2 separate regions of the Homo sapiens genome follow, and region 2 is linked to region 1. Evidence: read pairs that join two places in POLR2A ChIA-PET (ENCODE). Cell type or tissue: Caco-2. All regions are shown on one strand. Each heading gives the region's core, and the rest is flanking DNA. Links, peaks and the distances in the headings are about the cores only.

Region 1 (2,932 bases), core at 251-2,750:
AAAACGTTTCTATAGATTTTGGATTTCCTTCTGATAGCTAAAATTTGTTTCTGTATAACAGAGTAGTGCCCTATAAGCCAGTTCAGTGCACATTAAATGGCTGTTCTTAGAATTATGAATCTGAGGCTTATGCAGTGAGGCTCTAGCTCTCTGGAGTCAGTTGGTCAAGTGGGATTCCTGAGGACTGAGCAAACACACACAGAGCAGGATTTTGTCCTAAGTTTTCTTAGGGATCCTATCCAAAAACACCATTACTTGAATTTCCCAGCTTCCTTTTACAGGGAGACTTCCTTGCTATGTGTACTCCCACCTCGGTATGTCAAATCATTTTCTCAGAGGAAGTACAGCATAAAATAATAACCAGCATTTGTAGAGCACTTCTTGTGGGCCTTCTTGGGCAAATAGACATTCTCATGGAATGCTCTAAAATTGTTAAGTTCTTGCACTTGCTCTCAAGTCATTTATAATCTAATTGCTGGTCTTCCTGGTATGAACAAAGATGTTTGCTTGTTAATAAATTCCTACCACATACCCAGACTTGTGGTTTATTTCTATCTAACTAGGGAAAGCACTAAAGAGTTTTCCAATAAGGAAGAATGATCTGAGTGTCTACCTGCTTTGGAAAAGATGTCTGCCATGGATAGGAAATGATTTTGTATCCCAAAATCCTAGTACTAATTTGGAGTGTTGTAAAGGTCAGGGCAGCAAATGCTAGAGAGTGGGATTAATGAAAAGTTATAGTGTTCTGCATGCCTTTGAATAATTAATTTTTACTCCATTTTTACTCGCTTGCAATAAAGTAGGTTAAGTGCTGTACTTTAAGGAAGTCCATGTACAAGCCAGTGCCTTAACAATGGTCAAATGGTTGCTCACTAACCAATGGAAATAAATGACTGTTGTTTCCACAAAATTGCTTTACAGATTCTAAATGCTATCTCTGGGACACTGGATTGTGTGCTCTTTAAGATAAATTCCATAATCAAGGGCCTGGCCCTGAATAGATTGGAGCCCAAAAATCTCACTGAAGCAAAGAGATAATAGGCCAGTAAAGAGTGGGAGACAAACACTCCTGGAATAGGAAGCCACTACTCACCTTTATTTTAAATTGATATATAGAAATTAATATTACAAAATGCACACATCTTAAGTGTGAAGTTTGATGTTTTGACAGTTGTATACGTCTGTGTAATAACTACCAAAAGAAGACATAATATGTTACAATTAACCCAGAAAATTCTCAAGTACTTTTAAATCACCCCTGAGCACCTCCCCACTCCAGTGATCACTTCTTGATTTTTATCACTAAAGATTTGTTGTACCTGCTTTTGGATTACATATAAGTGGAATCATATAATAATGTACTCTTTTGCATCTGGCTTCTTTCACTGATAATGCTTTAAAGACACGCATACTGTATGTATTAGGACATTGTTCTTTATTGCTGAGTAGTATTTCATTCTATAAATATACCACAATTTGTTTATTCATTCTCCTATTGAAGGACCTTTAGGTTGTTTCCAGTTTGGGGCAATTATGAATAAGGATGCTATCGATATTCTTACACAGCCTTTTGTTTTTGTTTTTTGTGGATATACATCTTCACTTGTCTTGGATAAATAAGAGTAGAAAATTACTGGGTCATATGGTAAGTGCATGTTTATAAGAAACTGCCCTCTTATTCTCCAAAGTGGTTTTACCATTTTGTACTCCTATCAGTGATGTATGAGAGTTACAGTTGCTTCACATGTCTGTCAACATTTACACTGTCACTGTTTTTTATATTAGCCATTTTAGCATATATGAAATAACTGATTTTAATTTACATTACATTTCCCTGATTAATGAGTTGAGCACTTTTTCATATGCTTATTTTTCATTTGTATATCTTTCAAGAAGTGTCTTTCATGTCTTTTCTCATTTTAAAGTTGGGTGTCTTTTTATTGTAGGTGTTATTCTTTGTATTTTGAATATAAATCCTTTGATAGATATGCTATGATTTTTTAAAGACTCTATGTATTCACTTATTGGGATCTTTCGATGAACAAATTTTTTTTATAAAATCCACTTTATCAGTTTTTTATTTTATGGTTTTATGACCTCAAAGTCACAAAGAATATATTTTCTTCTAGAAGTTTTATGGTTTGGGATTTTATGTTTAGGTCTGTGATCCATCTCAAATTAATTTTTGTGAACAGAATGAGGTTTGGTTTTTTTCCAACATGGATATACAGTTGTTCCAGCAACATTTACTTAAAAAGACTTTTCTTTACCCATTAGATTGACTTGGTAGCTTGGTTAAAAATTGATCACGTGTGTGTGTATTTCTACATTTTCTGTTCTGTTCCATTAATCTATTTGTGTATCCTTACATCAGTACCACACTTTGGATTATTGAAACTTTCTAGTAAGTCTTTAAATTAGTAAATCCTTCCTTTTTGTTATTTTTCAAGATCGCTTTGGTTATTGTCGATTCTTTGGATTGTCATAAAAGTTTTACAATTAGCTCATCTTGTTTTTCAAACGTAGATGTGCTGGGTTAGCTGTGTTCATGCCACTGCATTCCAGCTTGGGTGACAGCAAGACCCTGTCAAAAAAAAAAAAGAAAAGAAAAAACTGCTAGAATCTTGATATGGGGTTTTGTTGAGTCTATAGGTCAATTTAGAATGAACATTTTAATAGTATTGAGTCAGCTAATTCATGAACATATTAAGTCTTGTCATTTATTTAGGTATTAAATTTTTTTCTCAGCAATGTTTTGTAGCTTCCCTTGCGTAACACTTGCTTATCTTACATTAGACTTTTTCTTAAGCATTTGATTTTTAAAATATTTTTGATTTTCTTTTCTTTTTCTTTTTTTCTTTTTTTTTTTTTGAGACGGAGTTTTGCTCTTGTTGGCTAGGCTGGAGTGCAGTGGCGCGATCTTGGCTCACTG
Region 2 (2,932 bases), core at 302-2,801, 140 kb after region 1:
GTTGGGAGTACAGCCTGGGCAACACAGTGAGACTCCATTCCTCTCTCTTTTTTTAAAAATTTTATTTTAGGTTCAGGGGTACATGTGCATCCTGTTACACAGGCACGTGTGTCATGGGGATTAGTTGTACAGATTATTTCATCACCCAGGTACTAAGCCTAGTACCCAATAGTTATTTTTTTCTGGCCCTCCCCCTCCTCCAGTAAGCTCCAGTGTCTGTTTCCCTCTGTGTCTCCATGTGTTCTCATCATTTAGCTCTTATAGTGAGAACATGCAGGATTTGGTTTTCTATCCTTTATTAATTTGCTAAGGATGGTGGCCTCCAGCTCCATCTATGTTGCTGCAAAGGACACGATCTTGTTCTTTTGTATGGCTGTGTCGTATTCCATGGTGTACATTTACATTTTGTTTATCCAGTCTACCATTGATGGGCATTTAGGTTGATTTCACATCTTTGCTATTGTGAATAGTGCTGCATTGAACACACACATGCATGTGTCTTTATGGCAGAACGATTTACATTCCTTTGGGCATATACCCAGTAATGGGATTGCTGGGTCGAAGGGTAGTTGTATTTTTAGCTCTTTGGGGAATTGCCAGATTGCTTTCCACAATGGTTGAACTAATTTACACTCCCATCAACAGTGTATAAGCATTCCCTTTTCTCTGCAGCCTCACCAGGATGTTATATTTTGAGTTTTTAATAATAGCCATTTTGACTGGTGTGAGATGGTTATCTCACTGTGGTTTCAATTTGCATTTCTCTAATCAGTGATAGAGTTTTTCATATGCTTGTTGGCTGCATACATGACTTCTTTTGAAGTGTCTGTTTATGTCCTTTGCCCATTTTAATGGGATTGTATTCTTCTTGTAAATTTGCTTAAGTTCCTTATAGATCCTGGATATTAGACCTGCATGGTTTGCAAATATTTTCTCCCATTTTGTACATTGTCTGTTTACTGTGTTGATAGTTTCTTTAGATAGCTGGGTTCTAATGGAACACAGAAATGTAAACAGCCATAATGTAAGAGATAACAGCGATGCTAACTTTACAAAGTAGAGATGGCATTCAAACTGGATCCTGAACAACAAGCTAAAATGGAATAGCACAGAATGGCTGAGGAGCCACTGTGAAGAAAGGCATGCAGCCATGAAACTGCAGTGTCCCTTGCTGTTAGTGGGGGTTAGTGTTAGAGAATATGATGGGAGATGAATCAGGAAAGATATTCTGGGGTCAGATTATGGAGGTCATGCGTACAGTGCAAGGACTTTATCTTAGAGGCCATGTTTGTCCAGCTGTCTTCCTAGATCTCCTCTTAGGTGCCTGGTAGGAGTGAGTGCATAGCTGGTGGGGAGGTGGAATGGGCAGGGCTTCCAGAGCAGCTGTTTTTGTTTTATATATTAGGTGTCAAGGAAATACTGATTTTAAAAAGTGGGGGGAGTGTTTTACTGCTAAATGAAAGTGTAAAGATCATGGTTATAGATGTGGGGGGCCAGTGAGGATTCCTAAGTAGGATGGTAATGTGGTCAGATTTGTAAGGCAGTGAGATACCTGGCAGCGCTGTGGAAGGTGGAATGGAGGCAGGTGGGGACTTTGACACTGGGGAATAAATGGAAAGCCTAAAACTACTTGGGCCTGAACAAGGGCAGTGTCAGAAAAGAAACTGCAAAAAAAGGATGCATAGAACCTGGCAACTGATTGACTGTAGAAGAGATGGTTGAAGATAGCACCAGGTATCTAAGCTGACTTAGTAAACTCTGGTGCCATGAGCTGACAGGGTGAAGTTTACTTTGGGGGTAGTCTTTAATACTCCTTTTGTCTTCTAAGCTGAGCTCTCCAGCTGCAGTGCTTTCTTTGTTGCAGTGGCTCTGACCAATCTGGAAGATATAGAAAATGCCAAGAGAGCCTACGCAGAAGCAGTCCACCTGGATAAGTATGCACTTTGTTGAGAATGGTACTGGCGGGGGTTGGACTCTCCAAAGCCATGAGGTGGTGCCATACATAGCATTGGTGCTGCCTGTGTCAGCCCAGCTGTTCCTCTATGGCATTAGTACATAGCAGACCTCAGTGTGGAGGGATGTGTCTCCTAAGTATGTGGTGGCTCAGCAGGAATTGACACTCTGAGAAAATGTTTCCAGTCCTAAACTGAGTAATCAGGAGGCTAGAGAATGTCAGAACTGGCAGTGGGCTTGGGTTGCTGATAGCTATGGGCTAGCTGGAATATCAGATGGGACTCTGGGCTGTTTAATTCAAGATAAAACTTGACTCTTCCAGGATTTACTCCGCTGGCATCTTCTAGACAGCAGGGTAGAGATCCCTTTTTCAACCCTGGCCTAGGTAGTCTCTGTTGAGGGCTGAGATGCCAGATTTGGTCCCAATACCAGCTTTGCTTGTTAGGCCATTAACTCCTTGATTCTTCTCCACAGGTCTGCTTAGCACGTATGTACCTACCTTGCTGCATAATGGAGAAATCTCTACTTAACCAGTTTTGTTTTGTTTTTGTGTAATGAGAAGGATCTCTAAATGACCATTTGTTGCAGAGCCCCCAGCTCCATAGAATCTCTGTCTGCCACAGGTGTAACCCTTTAGTAAACCTGAACTATGCTGTGCTGCTGTACAACCAGGGCGAGAAGAAGAACGCCCTGGCCCAATATCAGGAGATGGAGAAGAAAGTCAGCCTACTCAAGGACAATAGCTCTCTGGAATTTGACTCTGAGGTATGTCTTTTATTAGCTCCCAAGAGTCATAAGTAAGCTCTCAGGAGACTTTTAAAAATCAAGCCCAGATCATCCAAATCCAAGGTATTACACGTTCATGGCTGTTCTGGCTTTGATGTTCCTAGCAGCATGAGTTCATCAATTAATAACAGCCTGAGAAAAACTTTCCTAGAATAATAATAAAAGGAAATTCAGGCTTACTGAGTTGTTATTG

What was found. Peaks named below come from ENCODE experiments on the same cell type or tissue, not always from the same donor. Only the 100,000 strongest peaks of a DNase experiment are listed, where the experiment ranks them.
Region 2: POLR2A ChIA-PET joins it to region 1 with 5 read pairs; 6 of 35 experiments call an interaction of 5 or more read pairs at or near these places.

What each region holds. Positions count from the first base shown.
Region 1 is chr15:72,591,316-72,594,247 of GRCh38, forward strand. ARIH1 (ariadne RBR E3 ubiquitin protein ligase 1) reads left to right here. Exons shown (of 14, transcript NM_005744.5): 14 at 1-2,932. Among named protein-coding and RNA genes, the nearest start is that of MIR630, 5.6 kb to the left of the region's middle. In Caco-2, for the core only: no CTCF peak of the experiment used is centred there; no DNase peak of the experiment used is centred there.
Region 2 is chr15:72,733,249-72,736,180 of GRCh38, forward strand. It overlaps BBS4 (Bardet-Biedl syndrome 4), which reads left to right. Exons shown (of 16, transcript NM_033028.5): 13 at 1,865-1,934; 14 at 2,577-2,718. Among named protein-coding and RNA genes, the nearest start is that of ADPGK-AS1, 48 kb to the right of the region's middle. In Caco-2, for the core only: no CTCF peak of the experiment used is centred there; a DNase peak (open chromatin) is centred at 1,243.